Linked DNA regions of Mus musculus: region 1 is linked to region 2. A link is a loop called in an ENCODE intact Hi-C map of the cell type or tissue named here. Cell type or tissue: left cerebral cortex. All regions are shown on one strand. Each heading gives the region's core, and the rest is flanking DNA. Links, peaks and the distances in the headings are about the cores only.

Region 1 (8,802 bases), core at 583-8,582, 150 kb after region 2:
AGTGGGAGGTGAGGAGCCTGCAGACCAGAGGCAGGATGATGGTGATGATAACCCTATGTACAAGTAACCTTGGGGTAGACTCCACAACGAATGCACAGAGTTGTGAGTCAGTGCTGTGGTGGGATGAGGGGACAACAGGCTGAGTTGCTGTGGACAACACAGGGGTACAGGAAACAGTGACCCCTTGTTCCTGGACATCTTGTACTGGATCCTTTGCTCCAATGACTTCTCTAAGCTGAAAGTTCTGTGTATGCTTAGAACCCTCCTGGCCATTAAGTACAACCAGGGATAAACAGAGGCTGGCTGTCTGTGGAGCTCAATGGGATGCAATGGTCAGGTGGCTACTTATCTGACCTCTGGATCTCACATTTGGTTTGGTGCTGTTGGTTTCTAACCCAGTCAGGAAACATCTTGTCTCTGAGGCACCACTGGAAATGGAAACAGTATAGGGGCGAGGCAAGCACCCACCAGAATGCATGCAGATTCCCAAGCCCAGCGGCCAGCACCTCAGAGGCACTCCTGATGCTAGTGCTCAGTGCCACTGCCTCCCTGAGGGTTTGGAGGCTCTCAAACGTCTACCATCTGGGTGTTTGTCTTGCCCAGCCTATTCATTCCAATCCCGAGCACAGCACTCAATAAAAAGGATTTGTTCCTGCCTAGGGAGATGGCTCAGTGGCTCAAGTGTTGTGCAAACATGAGGACCTGAATTCAGATCCCCATGTAAAAATCTGGAAGTAGCCATGAATACCTATAACCTGGGCAGGGTGGAGGCAAGTGGATCCCTGCTGGTCTAGCTGAAACAGTTAAGTTCCAGGTTCAGTGAGAGACGCTGTCTCCCAAATTAAAAAACAAAACGAAACAAAGCTGGATAGCTAAACCAGCTTACACACACACACACACACACACACACACACACACACACAGAGAGAGAGAGAGAGAGAGAGAGAGAGAGAGAGAGAGAGAGAGAGAGGAGTAGTGGGTAGGGGGTAAGTACATCCTAAACATATACATACACCACACACTCACAAAATCAAAGTGGTTAATAAAATGGCAGAGTTAACATAGTGTGATGTTTGCAGTGATTACAAGAGTGAGGGCTAACTTAGGGAATCTGATGAGAAGCCCCAGGAGGTCCCAGGAAGCCCCCCCCCCCCCCCCCGCCTGTCTCCTCCTAGTGGTAGGCATTCTGAAAGCCAGGACACTCTCACAGGGGCTGGTCAGACAGGGAGGAAGCAGTACTGGCTCTGGATTGGGTCTTGATGAGCACCTGTGCAAGGTGCTGGAGCAGAGCCCCACTCCCTCCCCTCCCCCTACTCCTTCTTCTCTCTCCCAAGCATCACAAAGGAGCTGGCAAAGGAGATGGTCCCAGCCATTGACAAAACTCCATCCAGAAAGACACTCAGAAAGGAAAAACAGGAAGAAGACTGCCATGCATGCCAGCCCTCTCTCTGTTCCTCCCTACATCCCTTCCTCCAGCCTAGGCCCCATTTGACCTCTGCCATCTAGGTCCCCAGGGCATGGCTCACAGGAACTCCAAGACCAATACTTCTTGGTGAGACCACAGGTAGCTTATCACATGGCCTGGAAGATCATCCTCTCTCCTGACATCCTAGTTGTCAGGCTAGGGACAACTGGATAAGTACATTTTACTCCAGTTATCTTCTTCCTTGAACTCCAGAATGCAGCTGACAAAAGTAAGGTGTCCCTGCACAGTAAAACTGAGACTCTTTTGGTATTGTACTTTCCAGATGGCTCACTCCTCTGAGTTGGACGAGAGGAGTATGTGGAACCCAGGAACCGACTGGGTCATCAGGCATGCTGACACGGCAAGTCTTCATTGTTAGTGACGAACGTATCACCTTGGGAGGTATGGAAAGAATAGGGCTGGAGTCCAGACCACCACTCTGTGAGGATGACAGGATCACGGGCTAGCAAGAGGTCAGCAAAGTGCTTACAGCACAAGCATGAGGGCCCTAGTTCACATCAACGTCAAACATGTAAGAATCAGGCATAGTGAAGTGTGTCTATAACCCACAGGGTGAAGAGGCAGAGATGTGCAGATCCTTGGAATTGGCTGGCTGGTCAGTCTAGCCCAAACAATGAGTTTCGAGTTCAGTGAGAGACAACGGCGACGATGATGATGATGGTGGTAGTGATGATGATGGAGGTGAAGATGATGTAGAGAGAGATTGAGGAAGACAGTTCACTTTGACCTCTAGCTTCCACAGGCTTGTGTATATCCCATAAACACACACACACACACAAAGATGGCAGTACCCTCAGGTGTCCCCAGAGTCTAGTTCACATGCTTAGCATCTACCCTTCCCTTCCAGAACAGAAGATCCATGGGAACAAGGGCTAATTCTCCCTTGACACCTGTGGCATTGGAGACATCCACAGTACTGTTATGGAAGTTGGGGTGCAAGGAGGGGAAACTGAGTTGGTTTCTTCAGAACTCCATGATGCCCAGCCTACCAGCACCCTACCCAACACCGTGTGCTACTTCCAGCCAGGGCTAGGAGGGTAGGGTGGGCCCTCACCTGAACTGGCTCTTGAGTCAGCTACAGAAGCTGTGGAGAAGGGCAGCCTGGGCAGCATCTTAGAGGAAGCAGCTTTGTCTCCTTCATCCAGCCATCCCTAAGTTCTGGATCCCCAGTGGGCTGGTGGTCAGGGCCAGAAGGATTCTGCTTGTGTTTAGTGGGTCCTGTACTCTATGCCTCAACATCACAGATTGGGGGTGGAGGAGAGAGAGCTGGTAGCTGGCTTGCCTCTCCTTGGGATGGTTAATAAGCCCTTAGGTGACATTAATTGCCACCAGGCATTAGGGACCTAATGAGAATCATCTTCTTTGACTACTACAGCATAGTCTTTCCCCAGGGCCTCCAATAGACTGTTAGCTCTCCCCACTGAACCTCTGAGCTATGAGGGAGGAGCAAGAACAGCTAGGCAGGTTCCAATATGAAACCTAAGCAGGGATAGTCAGCAGCTGGGGGGGGGGGGGGCAAGGAAGGTTCCTATCGTCATCATCCAAACCCATTTTCCCAAAAAGGACACTCACAGGATCAGGAAGGCTAGAAAAGACCCGAGTATGACAGATAAAGTGTAGACGGAGAGTCCCACCAGCCATTGCTCTGATCTGTCTAGCCCATACTCCATCTGGTATAACGGGTGACTCTCAAGTTCTATTCTCTCACTATGGGCTATGCCCATGGGACAAGAGACTGCCCCTCCAGAGTAGGACTGATAGAGATCAGACCTCTCAGGATTCCCTCGTGACATCCAATAATGCTGTCAGATCATTGCCATTGATCTCATGCCTGATTGACTATTGGCGGTTGACGGTCGGGTCTGATTTGGGTTGCGTTCTAATGGAAAAGGCGCGATGGTGGGAGTGAATGTCTGCCTCACACCCCCCTCTCTTCAGCTGATGACTGGGTGAGAGTACAGAGGGGCAGTTTCTCGCACCCACCCACCCACCTCCGCGCCCGGACACCTTTCAGAGGTTTGCAAAACAACCTGTAGGCAGAGGCAAGTCTCTCCTCGGCCTCCAGCGGCGCCCCTTGCCTCTTACCCGAGGAGCTCCAACCAGAGGAGCTGGGCGCGGCAGCTTGTCTGATTCCCACCGGGTGCCCTGCAGACCCAGGAGGACTCAGAGGCTGTGGGAGGCTGCCCCCTACCCGCGCCTCGGATAGAACCACCGAAAACATCTCCGGCACCCTGCGGGGAGCTGGCATTCCCTGAAAAGGGACCTCGGTCGGCTTCGGCTGTGGCGTCTGCTCAGGAGAACCGCAGTCGCAGCAGCCGACCGACCCCTCTCGGATCGCACCAACCTTAATCTCAGAGGGGGAAAAAAATTAAATGTAAAGCGGAGTAGAACTGAACGGCGAGGCCAGCCCTGGGCCGGCTCTCATTAAGGAGCCGCGCGCGCCCCCAGGCTGGGAATGCGGAATGGACACGTGGACAGACAGGGGAGCCGGGGGAGGGGGAAGTCTCCGTGGCGCGCGAGCCGTGGGCTGCGCGCTCCGGGGCCACGTGATCACGGGGAATCTGGGAGGGGAGGGAGGAAAAGGGAGCGAGCGCGCCAAGCTGGGCGCCCGCCCGCTACGGTCCTGGTGGGCGCTGGATGCCGGACCGAGGAGGAGGGCAGCGAGCATCAGTGTGTGTGTGTGTCTTTCTTCAACCATTTACCGAGGAGCGCCGTGGAGGTGGCAGCGACTGCTTCGGTCAACTGTGGCTCCCCCGCCTCTTTTTTTTTTCCTCTGGTCCTTGATTCTTCTTCTTCCCCAACCCCACGTCCAAGGAGAGCTGGACCCCTATCGGCATCTCTATCTTTTCTAGGCCGCCTAGGTACCCGCTGCTGCCTCTCCGGCCAGGGGCTGCGCAGGTGCGGTTGCCTTAGCCCACTGGCCGCGCTCCCGCTTCTTGCCACCCGTAGCTGGGACTGGAGCGGCGATCTACTCGCCCAGACTGACTCCGAAAGAGCGACAGCCTGTGCCCTGCCGCACCGAGGCAACGGGCGAGCGGGTGTCCAGGGGCAAGGCGGGGGTGATGGGTAGGACGAGGGATCGGAGACTGTGAACCTCGGAAAAGTTCAAGGTTTGTGTAGGTTCCCCCGGGAAAGCGAGGAGAGGTGTGAGGCGGGGCAAGGTACCCCTGTGCTGAGACAGCGACACCCTACCGGAGAGGAAAGAAAAGGGTAGCCGGTGCTGCCGAGGGCTGACCACCCCATCTCTCATCCTACAACGCTTACGGGCTGGATACTGGAGGAGACGCTCTGGGAAGAAACGGCTCGAGCTGGGGCGCCTTAGCTGGCGCTTCCGCTCCTTCGCTTCTCCTAGCTTCATCTCCATGGGGCAGCGAGTGCCTAGAGCTCCACCCTTGCTCCAGCCACCGAACCCCAGCCTGGCCAGGCGGCGCCGAGTTGGCCTGTGCTAGCGCAGACCCCGGTCGAGACTGGAGAGAGTGCTGGAGTCCAAGACCGAGCACTGCGAAGGGACAAACATCTGGTCCCCCACCTCAGACGTTTCGTCTGGGCGTCGCCTAGGGTGGTGGCGACCCGCGTCGCCTGTCTCATCCCTGCAAGGAAACTTTTCCTTCCCCGGATGGATTAAAGTTGCCTGGATTTTCTCTCTTTGCGAAAGAAATCATCCGTTTCCTCCCGACCTGGGATTTTCCCTACTGCTGCAGGGCGCTTGGGAGAGGAAGAAAGCCGCGCTGTGCATGTGGGGTTACCACCGAAACCGAGGCGATTCGAGTTCGCGTTGGGGTTCTGTACCTACGAGCGAGTACGGATCTGAGCGGCGCGGCGAGGCCAGGGGCTTCGGCACGCGGCCCTCGGCAGCCACCGGGACGTTGGTGGCCACCGGGCCCTGGGACCGCACGTGCGGCTCCCCCCTCTCCTCGCAGATCCTGCAGGGGGCACCAGCCCGGGGAGGTGGAGACTCCTCCCGCCCCGAGCTGCGCCCCCGCCGGCTCCGAGGGTGTAGCCGGTGGTGCCCGGGACGCCCCTCCCCTCAAAGTGTCCCCGAATTGCGCTTTCTGGCCCCCGAAGCCTCAACAGACACAGCTGGGCGCCAGTGAGTTGGAGGCGACCGAGCCCAGCCTGAGACCAATTCGCCGTGGATCTCTACACCCTCGGACCCCTCCTGCCCCCGCTTCGGCCATGGCCCCAGGGATGTCGGGCCGCCGCGGCGCCGCCCTACTCTGCCTCTCTGTGCTGCTCGCCCACGGTAAGTGTCGCGGCGCAGACTCGGGGTGAAGATGCGGCGGGCGCCCCTGGAGGGGGCGCAGAGAGAACCGAAGGAAGGAGCACCTCATCCCAGTGTTCCCCTGGACTCTCCGCCGTCGCTACCAGCACGGTTCCCGGCTGCAGCGGGAGTCCGCTGAGGGGACCGAGGTCGGTCCAGGGGAGATTGGGGCGGGGGGGGGGTAGATTCCTCGGTCTCAGAGTTAGAATTCAGGGAAAAACCCGAGACCCTGGGGGCGTGTCAGCTCACGGATATCTAGAGGGGTGCGAGAGATCAGCTAGGTCGAGTCTCGGGTACCCGGCCGCAGCTCCCCATGCAGCGCGAGGGGCTGGGGACCACTGGGACCGGCGAGATCGCGGCTTCCGGGCCCGGCGCGCAGGCGGGTGCGGGCCGTGCCGCCGGCTGTCTGGCTTCCTGCGGCGGGCCTAGGACAGGGACGCGCACGGTTGGGGCCCGGGAGGCTTGTGAGCAGCATCTCAATGGCCGGCCGGCTCGCAGAGCAAGTCGGGCGGGGGTCTGGGCAGCGGGCGCGGGCCGGGAGACTGGCGGCGCGCGAAGGCAGCGGGGCCGCGCTCCAGCGTTCTGCAATCTGTTGCGTCTGCTCCCCAGGCTCGCCCTGGGCTCTGGGCTCTGCCGGAAAGGGGTGACGGAGGGAGGAACCCGGGGATGGTGCGCCCCAGCAGTGAGATGGGGGATATGAAGGTTGGAGGCAGGGGGTAGTAGGACAACCTCCCCCACCCAGAGTGGGAACTCAAGATGAGCCAGGAGGGCGCTGCGGCGGGCTTCCGCAAGCTGGAGATGCTCCAGGAGGAGAGGGGCGCAAACCTAAACGAGAGAAAGGGAGCTGTGGAAGCAAGGGGGCAGGGGCGGCGGGGAAGCGGCCCTCTGCTGCGCCCAAGTGAAACCAGCTGACCCGGGACAATTCCCCAACCAGCAAAGGACTAGCTAGGGATATAAGACTCTGATGCCCCACTCCCGAGAGGGTGAGCCAAGGACAGAATTGGAGAAGGCCTTAGTGGAGCGAGCCATCTGGATGTTTGAGAGAACCGTCCGTTTGTAGTGGTCAGCTTTTGCCCGAATCTGTGCAGTCCCTGGCAGCCTGATTTGAGTGTGCTGTGAACCTCCCCACGGTCTCTTAATTCGTTTTTGCTCCGCAACGAACCCCCCTCCGCGCCCCTCGCCCCGAGTAGGGTGTATTTTCAAGGTTGAAAGAGTAAAGAGAAAGTGGTCTCAAGGAATCATAGGGCCCAAGAGCTAGGAGGCAGAAGGGAACAAGCTGAAGCTCCTCTGGGTGTCTGGGTTTCTCCTGCTGTGGAGTAAGCTGTTTTGCCTTTGGTTGGATTCCCTGGGGATTGCTTTTCTCTTGATTCTTCACGGGAGCAATGAGCAGGCATTGACCAGCAGGAATAAGGTATGGAGTTGTGACTAGGGATGCAGCCAGAGAGAAATCTTCATCCCGCCCCCCCCCCCAGGATGGTTGACAGTGGGTAAGGGTAAGACAGCTGTGTGGGGCTGGTGGAGTCCTAAAGCTCAGCCTAGCAGGCTTCTTGTCTAAGCATGGCTCTTGCCCTTGTTGGAGCTCCATTCCCAGGTCATTTTGGCCCTTGGGTAGCTCAGTTGCTGTCCCTAGGTCCCAGCTACTCACTAGCATACTCTCAGGCCCAGCCACAGATCTGTTCTTCCTGACCTGCCAGAACTGTCTGCTTCCCAAGTCTTTGCCCTAGGCAGGCCTTCTGGAGCGTCTTGCCAGCTGTGAGCCTTTTATCTAGGGCTCCCGGCTGTCCCTGGGCCTAGGGTGTCCCAGAGCACTGAGCAGGGACGGTCATCCATAACCTGTCCACACACACAATGCTAGCACCGTGCAGGCATGCTCAAGACAGAGGTACCGACTTGCGGAAGGAAGGATAGTGGAGGCAGTACCACTTTGTCCCCACTCCTAGCTCCCTTTCTAAGTCCTTCTCTGAGATCTAAAGTCCCTTTGTCAAGCCATAGCCCCAGTTCTACTCTCATCCCACAACAAGCGAGAGCAAAATGAGAGAAATACATCTCGTAAAAACAAATCAAACCTGAGCCTCAGGCCCTCATCCTGCAGGACCGACTGCCTAATGCTCCTCCTGCCAACCTCTCCCAGTTAGAGGAAGGTATGTGGACATATTGTCACTCATGCCAATTCTGAATAGGTTTTGTAGGCTGTTCTGAAATCCAGAAGTTGGGGGCAGGGGCTGCAATTTTTAATGCCTGCCAGGCCACTGAGGTAGCGGGTTTCTGACCACACAGCCAGACAGGAGACCAAGCAGCCTGGGCTGCTGTTTGACAGTGGCGCCATTGGGCCGGATGACCTTGGGTTGCCTTCCTAGCATCACGTCCCCATCTCCCCTCCCCCGAAGCCACAGCATGTGGTCTCTGATGCACCACTTCCCTCCTCATGGTCTGCCAGACTGTTGGGCAGAGCCCTTGTATGACCAGAGAGAGCCCCACACCCCTTGTGGGCCCAGCTCAGGGTGGGCAGAGTGAAGTGTCTGGTTATCTCCTGCCCTGTTCCCAGTCTTAAGGCTACCTCTGAAGAAGAGCTAAGAAGGTGGTTTTCTTGTATCTGTCTCTGGAGAGATGAGGTTTTATCTTTAGTTTGAGGAGTCTGGGGGTCAGGGCGGTTGGTAGCTGTGCCTGCTGGAGATAGGATTGCCTGTTCTCTTACTCAGCAACTTTACTGGCTTCCTATGGGACCAAAGACCCACTCTCTGCCCTAGTATCAAGGTCCTGCTTGATCCTGGTCCCAGGTACATCTTCCCTAGAGTGCTCCCAACCTCTCTCCTTCTTCCATGTGCCTTATGAACACCCCTGTCTTGACTTACGAGTCTTCTGTAGGCAGCACCTCGACTCTGGAAACCCTTACCCAACCTTTAAAGCTGAGCCCCAATGGCAGGTCCCCCAAGGGACACTGAGGCCACCAACAGCATCTCAAGGTCCTTTCCTGGCTCTTCCAGCTGGTTGCCTCTTGGGCCCAGTTCACAGCCGGCATCCGCATGCATTAAGCCCCCCTCCCCAACCCCAAGGC
Region 2 (8,802 bases), core at 643-8,642:
TCTTCCCTAAGATACAGAAGCCTCTGCAATTTGTTCTCCCTCCTTCCATTAAGATTAACCACACCCCTTTCTAGTAATACATTTCCCAAGCATGCATACTTACCAGGGACTGCCTCTCCTAACCTGTGGGTACTGGATCAAGTGAAGTAAGCCCCTGTCCCCTAAGCTTAATAGCAAGCCCTGTCTCTGGGGACAGTGATTACATCGGGTGTAAGTGAACAACTTGAGGTAATGAAATCAGAGTGAGCTCTGGCCTTCATCTTGCTTTTGTCTGACAGTCTATGGAGGGCAGGCTGACAAGGCTCTAGAGCCCTCTTGCTGTCATGTGGGACTCGAGCTGGAGTCATCAGCAGACACCGGGCTAAGAGACTGCCACCGTCCAGGATTACACTGGTGAAGCACTTAGATCTAGCTTTACCTGAAGCCAGGGGCTTTCCTGTTTGTTGAACCAGTTAATCCCACTCTTGATCAATGTAGTGTCCTGGCTAGAATGACAGCTTTTAATGGCAAGGATCTTAGGAAACAACACACACAGGCTGTGAGAGAATGGTGAAAGTAGGAAGTGAACAGGGGCAGCTGGAAGGATGGATCAGTGGGGAAGCGGTGCTTGCTGCATAAACATGAAAGCCTGAGTTCAGATCCCAGCTTGCATGTGAAAATGCCCAGACCAGGCTACACACACTCCTGTGACCCAGCACTGCTGGGGCCAAGTCAAAAGGATCCCTGAGACCTGCTGGTCACCAGCATAGCTTTGGGTTCAGTGAGAAACCCTGTCTCGGGGACATAAAACAGAGCCTGATAGAGCAGGACATCAGACATCCTCCTCCAGTTTCTACAAGGGCTTGCACACATACATGCACATATAGGACACACATATATGTGTGCACATGCATGCACATATCACACACGCATGCACACCGGTGTGCAAAGTCTTTGAGGAAGAATGTAGAGAGAGTGCAGGGGATGTCTGGCCCTCTTCCCAGGGACCTCGAGGCTGTATCCACCATGGGCCAGCCAACCACGAGACCCTCTGTACAATATATGAGGATCTCCTGATGCTCCAGCCTGAGGAACTGAGCTAAGCATGATAGCATCTCCCATGAATCTGCTTTCTGAGGCGTCCCGTGGAGCCACGAGAAATTGCAGAGAATCTAAATGTACAGCCGTCAAGCCTGGCTCCGTAGCCGCCTTCAGCATAGCGTTTACAAAGTGTGTGTAATAGCATGGAAAATAGTCGTGATAGTGTGAATGAAAGCAGGGCGTGAAACTGTGCAGTCAGTATAAACTCAGCTGTGTGAGAAGGGAAGAAAAGAATTAGAGACAGGACAGACCAAGGCAGTAAATGCATCCAGAAATGAGCATCTGGGAGCAGGGTGATGTCACTTTCTGCTCTTGGCTGAGTTTTCTAACCTATTTCCTCTGTGTGTGTGTGTGTGTGTGTGTGTGTGTGTGTGTGTGTGTGTGTGTGTGTTTTATGGGGGGTATAAGATGTCTGTAAGTATGATGTGAGGGTGTGTATATGGGGGGATGTGGTATGTTTTGTATGTGTAGTGTATTTTGTATGTGTCTTTATGTGAGTGGTATATGTGGTGTGAGGTGTGTGTGCATGATGTGTTGTGTGTTTTGTGTATGTATGTGGTTGGTAGCATGGATTGCGTGTGTGGTACATAACATGGTTTGTGTGTGTGTGCATGTTTATGTGTCCATATACACACGGGTACACATGTGTGTACAGTTGTAGGTGCACGTGTGCTCATTCATATGAAGAGGTCAGAGGATAACCTTGGGTGCTTCTCTGCAAGAACCCTGAGTTTGCCAATTAAGCTCGATGGACTGGCCATCACGTCCTGTCCTCTGCCTTCCTGGTGCAGGGGTTATACGTGAAGCCACCATAGCCAGCAGATTTTTCTTTACTTGGGTGCTGGGGATCTAATTCAGGTTCTAGTGCTCAGAGGCAAGCTGAGTACTATGTTTATAAAGCGATGGTGTTCATTGCTGGTGGTAGATGGAAAAAGAGACACCCCGGGGCAAATTTCTGAAATAAGAGACAGATGAGAGGGTACCACTCCCTTCTGTCCATGAAAAGACAGGAGACTTTGACCAGGCAATCAAATCTGCTCCCAGATGTTCCCTGCAGCAGCTAGTTTAAATCATTTGCATCTCTGAACCAGTGTGGCATGGTTTGTGTGTATGTTTAGGTGGTTTGTCTGTGTGGCATGGGGTGTGTACATGGTGTGAGGTGTGTGTAGTATGGAAAGTATGGTGTGTGTGTGTGTGTGTGTGTGTGTGTGTGTGTGTGTGTGTGTGTGTGTAATGTGGTTCCTGTGTACATGTGGTGTGTAGCTTTGTATCTGTGCCTGCTGATAGGAAGAGAAAATATCAGAAGAGATGCCTAGGAAGCTGGTTGTAACAGGTGTCAGCACACAGTGTCTATCCTGCTACACAGTTCACCCTTGCCAAATGAGGCTACTGCTCTGTCCTCAAATACACTGTTGCAAAGGCACTCTTGCCTGCCTGTGGAGACCCACTTTCGGAGCTAAGAATCGCTACATGCAGCTGGGAGGCTGCCTTGTTAGAGCCCCCTCCTCTCTGTGTCTTGTCTCATCCCATCTGCCATCGTCTCTGCCCACTTGGTTAAGCCATCTGTAAATAGCAGGACAGCCGCTCCCTGATGGCTCTGGGCTCTGCCCTTTCTGCTGTCTCTACACACAGACTGTTTCCTGCTTTCCAGAAACTCAGCCTGGCAAGCAGGGGCCTCAGATAACGGCTTTCTGAGGCTGTCAAAGCTCCCAGTAGTGATGTTCGGGAGGGGTCTCTAGTCTTAATGATTCATGTGCTAAGGACTGTCTTCTACAAGAGGATCAATAATCTTCGTCCTAGAAACAGTCCCCACTAACTGGTCCCTCCTCAAGGCTCCCTGGAGACATGATTCACTTCTCAGAGCAGATCAAGAATAGAGGTAAGGCTGGAAAGTCCCTTCGAGACAACCTGCCCCATGTGTTTTTGGGATACAAACAGAACCCAGAGCCAGAGTGAGTGGAGGCAGCAGGCCCATGGCCAAGTTCAATTTGAACCCCAGTTTCCCTAACCCTCCCCCATCACACACACAATTCAGTTATTCATTCTGGCTGAAGAAAGGCCTGTGCAAGACTGAGAGAGACAAATCACCTCTGGGGCTCTCGGCCTGGATGGGAAGAATTCATATCTCTCTTCACCACTACCTGGAGCCCTGATCCTCTTCTACCTTGACCCGAGTCTGGAGTCCTCAGGAGACTGCAGGAAGGGACACCCTGTCTCAGTAACTGATGCCATCCCCTGCTGACAACTACCGGCAAACCCCGATGTCCCCAAGCTGACACCCAGCCACACTCTGTCCTCACCACCGGCTGCATCTCCCTTCATTCCAGCCACATTGAACTGCTGGACCTGTCTAGAAAAAGCCCTGGACTGTTATCATGACCAGGGTATATTACAGAGAAGATTCAGAGAATCATTACATAGACACTGTGTGTACACTGGGCTGCCTCAGGCACAACCTATGCAGACATCCTGGGAGTCCATGGTCAACCAGCCAAGCCGGCTTCCTTGGCTACATCTGTTCTTTCTCCACCTGGAAAATCCCTTTTCTCCCTTCATGGCAGGTTGAGACCCACAGCCCTGGGAAGGAATAAGTGAGTCACTTTCAGTAACTCCACCTCTGCAGCCTAATGTTTTTCTCATCACTTCTGCCATAACGCCTGATACAGAGTCTTGGAGTAGGTCCCCTCAACTTCCACACTCACTGATGCTGGGACCAGAGGGTACATTGAGGCTGGGGGATGCTCTTTGCCCCAGGAGATGCCCTGATGCATTCAGGATTCTATGCACTGCATGTAGGTAGCAAGCCCATCCAGTTAACAGCTGAAATCTCCTGGCATCTTGCACACCACACCAACTGAGGACCAGTGCCTTAAAGTTGGATTGGGAGGTCTTTTCCTTCCTAGTAGAAGGAAAATTCTACTAGGCATTGGCTTTTGTGAGGGTGTTTAATTATTTTCTGAGCCTGTCAGTACCCAGCACACAGTAGAGAAAACTATCTGCTTAATAGATCCACAGAATGGGCCTTAAGAAATCTGAAAAGCTCCACTAGATGCATTACTAGTTATAACCACTAGAGGGCAGACAAGGCCTGCCAAAAGCACCATGCAAGCTCCAGGCAGAGCCAATGCTCAGTCAACGCCAGGGCCCAAGTTCTGCCTGACTCTAGGATTCCTTGCTGTTCCTTTGTCCATTCTCAGCACATCCAGGGCAATACTGTTAAAACAATGATGAGTCAGGTCTTGCCATCTCTCTATTCCAGAGGCCACCCAGAGCCTCCATCTTTTCTCTACAAAAGCCACAGATCTTGTAAGAAGAGCACAGGGTTACCTCTACCACTGCTCTCTCATAACTTCTCCAGAAACCCCAGCCCCATCTACTGTGTCCCCTTCAACTCCAATCAGGCCAGACACTTATTCCATGGCTGAGCGTCTCACCCACCTGAATACCTTTCCCTCTTTTCTCAATACCCTGTATCCCTTTATCTCTCCCCAACCCTCACTCCCACTTCCTGAATCTCACAGTCTAAATAAATGCACAAGAACCCATCCAGCAAGACCCTTCCTGAGCTGTCTGTCTCCCACTCCATCCTACTTGGCCTTCACCCCCATAGCAGTTATAGCAAGATGAATGGGTGGGTGGGAGGAAGGATGGAAAGATTGAAGGATGGATGGATGGATGGAAGGAAGGAACAACAAACAAATGGATAAATTGATAGATAATCATGGACAGGTAGGGGTTAGATGTACATAGACATATGGGTGAATAGATAGATGGATGGTGGCTATGGTGGCTACATGGATGGGTGAGCAGGTAGACACATGATGAGTACATGCAAAGGTGGGTGGGTGGAAGGGTGGATAATACTTCTCTTTCTCATTCATTGTTTTTCTTAATTCTCCAGTGGTAGCCTCCAGGGAATGAGTGAGGGTTTAGTCTCCTTTGATTCTGCAGCCCTAGAGCATGGTGCATGATGTCTGTTAGATGGTTGTGGGAAGATGAAGGAGTAACAGCAAGTTCTGAGCTGAGTCAGCTAAGGAGAACTGCATGATGGGATAGACAGGTTTTCTCATGCAAGCATCCTCCTCCAAGAAGTGGCCTCTGCCATTCAAACCAGACGACAGAATCACAAAATCCTGATTGGAAAAAAAAAAATGGGGCTAGAAAAAGGTATTTGCTGGCCCTGTTATTTGTGAGAAGGCAAACTCTGCACCCAAAAGTGAGGCTTAAATCCCAGCTTTGAACTTCAATTCCAGTGAGATGACAGAAGAGTCTCTCAAAGCCTCTGTAACTTTGTTTCAGAACTGGAAACAGTAGCGATAATATCAGATCACTGAGCCACCTGCCCAGCAAGCCCAGGTGCTCGTTCATCATGCAGGTCCCTTGACAGAGGTCTTCTATGCAAGGTACCTTCTACTGACTCAGCTAACGCCCAGCCTTCACTCAGAAGCTTGCCTGAATCGTGCTCTGGTAAGGTGTCCTGGGATCTCTGTCAGGGTGTACCTCAGCCCTTTCAATGGCTGTTCCCCCGGGATCTACACCTTGCGGATGGAGCTGTGTCTGGCTTCATCTCCCGACATTTTCAGTCCCTTACGGAGAACAGACTCTCACTGGAGAGAGTCCCTGTCTGTCTGATTTCTCTGCAGCCTCCGAGCCTGCCACACTCGAGTCTACATTCTCCCTCTGTCCATCCCCAGCCACCCTACAACCAAAGCTGAAGCCCATCTCCCAAGGCTTCAGTAGTGACTACCCAAGACATGCAGGGAAATGGACCCTGGTGTCTGGGGACCAAAACAGAACATATAACAAGGGAGGTCCAAGCTGTGGCCAGCAACAATGGGGGGAAGGTGGGGCACACAGAGTGACCAGCCAAAAAGATTGCATCCTTGGAGCTGCGGCCAGCAGCAGCAGAGCCTGGAGACATCAAACCTGCCAGCTAAAACGCCCCATGAATATTTAACAGCCATCAATATTTAATTAGTGCAGACAGATTAACTCTGAAATCACACACTGGGGCTAGGCTCCTCAGTCCTAGAGGGGGTGGGGGGGTGCGGAGTAAGTCCTGAGAGATGGCCCTGTTGTCCGCCATGAGGTCCCAATACCACCTTTCTCTCTCACCTCCACAAACCACCACACACACACACACACACACACACACACACACACACACTTACACTCACACCCCGCCCTGCATAAAGTGAGCAGCAATTGGAACAGCCAGAGAGCAGGAGAAACCAGGAGGTCTGTGTCTCAGGAGAAGGCAGGGACAGTGGAGTGAGGGTTGTGCCAGTCAGAAAGACCCAAACTGAGGCTCCTTCCACTTTGCATCCCCTCCAGCTCGGCTGGGGCCGCTCTGGACCTGGCCTGGCTTCAGGAGCAGGTGTGGGTGTGTAATTACCTTTGCGCCTTGGCGGGCCTGGATTAAGCTGTTTATTGCCTCGGCAGTAACACGGGGAGTCTTTTATCCCTTCAGTTTCTTTGAGTTTTATCACATCTTAGGCCACTTTTCCATTTAATGGAGTGTCCCAGTTCATCAAGTGCCTGGCCAACGCCTTTTAAACAAACAAGCAAGCAACATTTGGTAGGAGCTTTCGAAATGTCAAGGCTAGACCTGGGCTTTGCCTCTGAACACATCACCCTCACTTTGCGCTCCCAGGTCCATCCAGGCTGTACTTCCTGTCTTGGCTGCTGCTACCTCCTCCAAGGCCTGCCTCAGGGAACTTTTCCTCCAGGACACCTTCAACAACTTCCTTGTTTACACTCATGTTTGCTTCCCTGTTTCGCCGAGGCAAAGCTCCTCGAAGACAGAAATTCAAACTTCTGCATGCATCCTGCCTGACAGGGAAGGGGATGCTCATTTGTTTCCAGGTTAATAAACTTGAAGTGAAAAGAGGTTTTACTGAGGAGCTGGGAGGGCACACTATGTGCATGACTGTGGGAGCTATGAGGGCACACTATGCACATGACTATTTATCAGTTGGCTGCTGATACAAAACAACCACAAGTCCCCAGTGGTTTGTATCAATGAGTATTTGGTATCTAGGGTATATTCAACCAAGCTGACTTGGAACTGATCTAAATTCAGCTGTGCAATTATCCACTGGGCCACAGTAGCTAAGCAGCCCCGTCCCCCCCCCCCCCACTAAAGCAGTGGTTCTCAACCACTTGAGAGATCCTCTCAGCCTCTCTCACTTGAGAGAGCTCACAGTCCCTTGGAGAGGATCAAATAACTCTATCCTAGGGGTGGCTTAAGACCACCAGAAAACATATTGTTTACATTAGGACTCATAACAAGAAGCAAAATTATAGCTATGAAGGAGCAACAAAAATAATTGTATGGTTTTTGTGGTTGGGGGTCACCATGATGTGAGGAGCTATATTAGAGTTGCAGCATTAGGAAGACTGAGGACCACTACTTTAGAGGATGGAGCTGGAGCTCCTATCCTCTACCCCAGACGGTGGGCTGGCCAGGACATAGGCATCGCACAGCAGTGAAGGGGAACAAGAGGGATGCCTGGCCACATAAACCCACGTCATGCCCATGTTTGTGTGGCATTGCTAATATATTGCAGACCAGGACTTGAAAAGCCCAGTGGGGAAGCCTGGAAGCCTGGTCCTCACACAGCAGAGCCATAGAAGGGAGCAGGTAGGGTGCTCAGAGAAGGGACCAAGGTTTTGACTGACCACGTGGGGTTCCCATCACACGGCACAGGACCCCAGAGTGATGAGGCCCCGGGAGGGATGGGATCAGAACTGTTCAGTTCTACACACTTTATTCAACTTCACCCTGACCCAGTAAAAGGAACACCTGCATTAACTACCCAGCAGCAGGGACAGGAAATGATGTGAGCCCTTGAGTGACAGCCCAGAAGGCAAGCTGAGGGTCAGAGCTAAGGCTGAGGAACAGAGTAAAGTCAACTTTGGACACCTGCTCGCTCTAGGTAAGGGTGACGTGGGGGTGGGGACAGACCAGTGTCTCTTCCTGCTGGTGACTCTTTCCTGTCCCCACCCTCCTGAGAGTGTCATTGCTGGTCAACCTCTACCCACTTCTTTCTCCTCAGTGTGGAAACTCTGAAACCTTCCCTCTGAACCTCGAGTCAGTCAGTGCCATTAAAAACACCAACGCTTTGGGGCAGAGGTGTGACTAGAAGGAGGTGGCTGGCAGGTAGGAGACTCTCTCTCCATAAAGCCTGGAACCAGATACTGAGAGTTAGCCAGTATAGCTGGATAATACAAAAGAGCCTTTATTGGGATCAGAAATGCATGGGTTCCAATCATGCTCCCCCCACCCCACCCCCATTGGCAAGTTGAATAACTAAGGCAACACATGAACTCTCTGATCCTCCAAGTTCTTGTATGTAAAATGGGTTATCATAACCTTGTGCAGTGCTGTGAGGGGTGCCCCAAAAGCTAGAAGAACATACCTGTAAGGCACCCAGCATGGTGCAAGGGCCAACACAGGACCTCAACATGGGCAACATATTGGCTACTTTCCTTTTGCGTGTTTTTGAGGCTCAACTGTGGATTCTCTCTGTGTGTCTGTCTCCCTCTCTGTCTCTGTCTGTCTGTCCAGCGCTCTTTCTGTCTCTGTCTCTGTCTCTGTCTCTGTCTGTCTCTGTCTCTCTGTCTCTGTGTGTGTGTGTGTGTGTGTGTGTGTGTGTGTGTGTGTGTATGTGTGTGTTAGGAATCTTCAAGGCCTTGCTACCTCCAAACCCGCCCCCAAAA

What was found. Hi-C counts contacts between places; a loop is a spot of excess contacts. Peaks named below come from ENCODE experiments on the same cell type or tissue, not always from the same donor. Only the 100,000 strongest peaks of a DNase experiment are listed, where the experiment ranks them.
Region 1: it touches region 2 in a loop (3-fold over the local background); 18 of 42 quality-filtered maps call a loop at or near these places.

What each region holds. Positions count from the first base shown.
Region 1 is chr11:82,383,385-82,392,186 of GRCm38, forward strand. Tmem132e (transmembrane protein 132E) reads left to right here and starts at 5,516. Exons shown (of 9, transcript NM_001304439.1): 1 at 5,516-5,729. The coding sequence starts at 5,663. Gm38577 (a long non-coding RNA gene) reads right to left here and starts at 4,056. Exons shown (of 3, transcript XR_880073.3): 1 at 3,572-4,056. In left cerebral cortex, for the core only: CTCF peaks have their summits at 3,694, 4,714 and 5,436 (motif pointing right); DNase peaks (open chromatin) are centred at 3,975, 4,645, 5,407, 6,292 and 1 more place; H3K4me3 peaks cover 3,647 bases; H3K27ac peaks cover 861 bases.
Region 2 is chr11:82,231,573-82,240,374 of GRCm38, forward strand. No RefSeq gene overlaps it. Among named protein-coding and RNA genes, the nearest start is that of Ccl1, 56 kb to the left of the region's middle. In left cerebral cortex, for the core only: a CTCF peak has its summit at 4,144 (motif pointing right); a DNase peak (open chromatin) is centred at 4,168.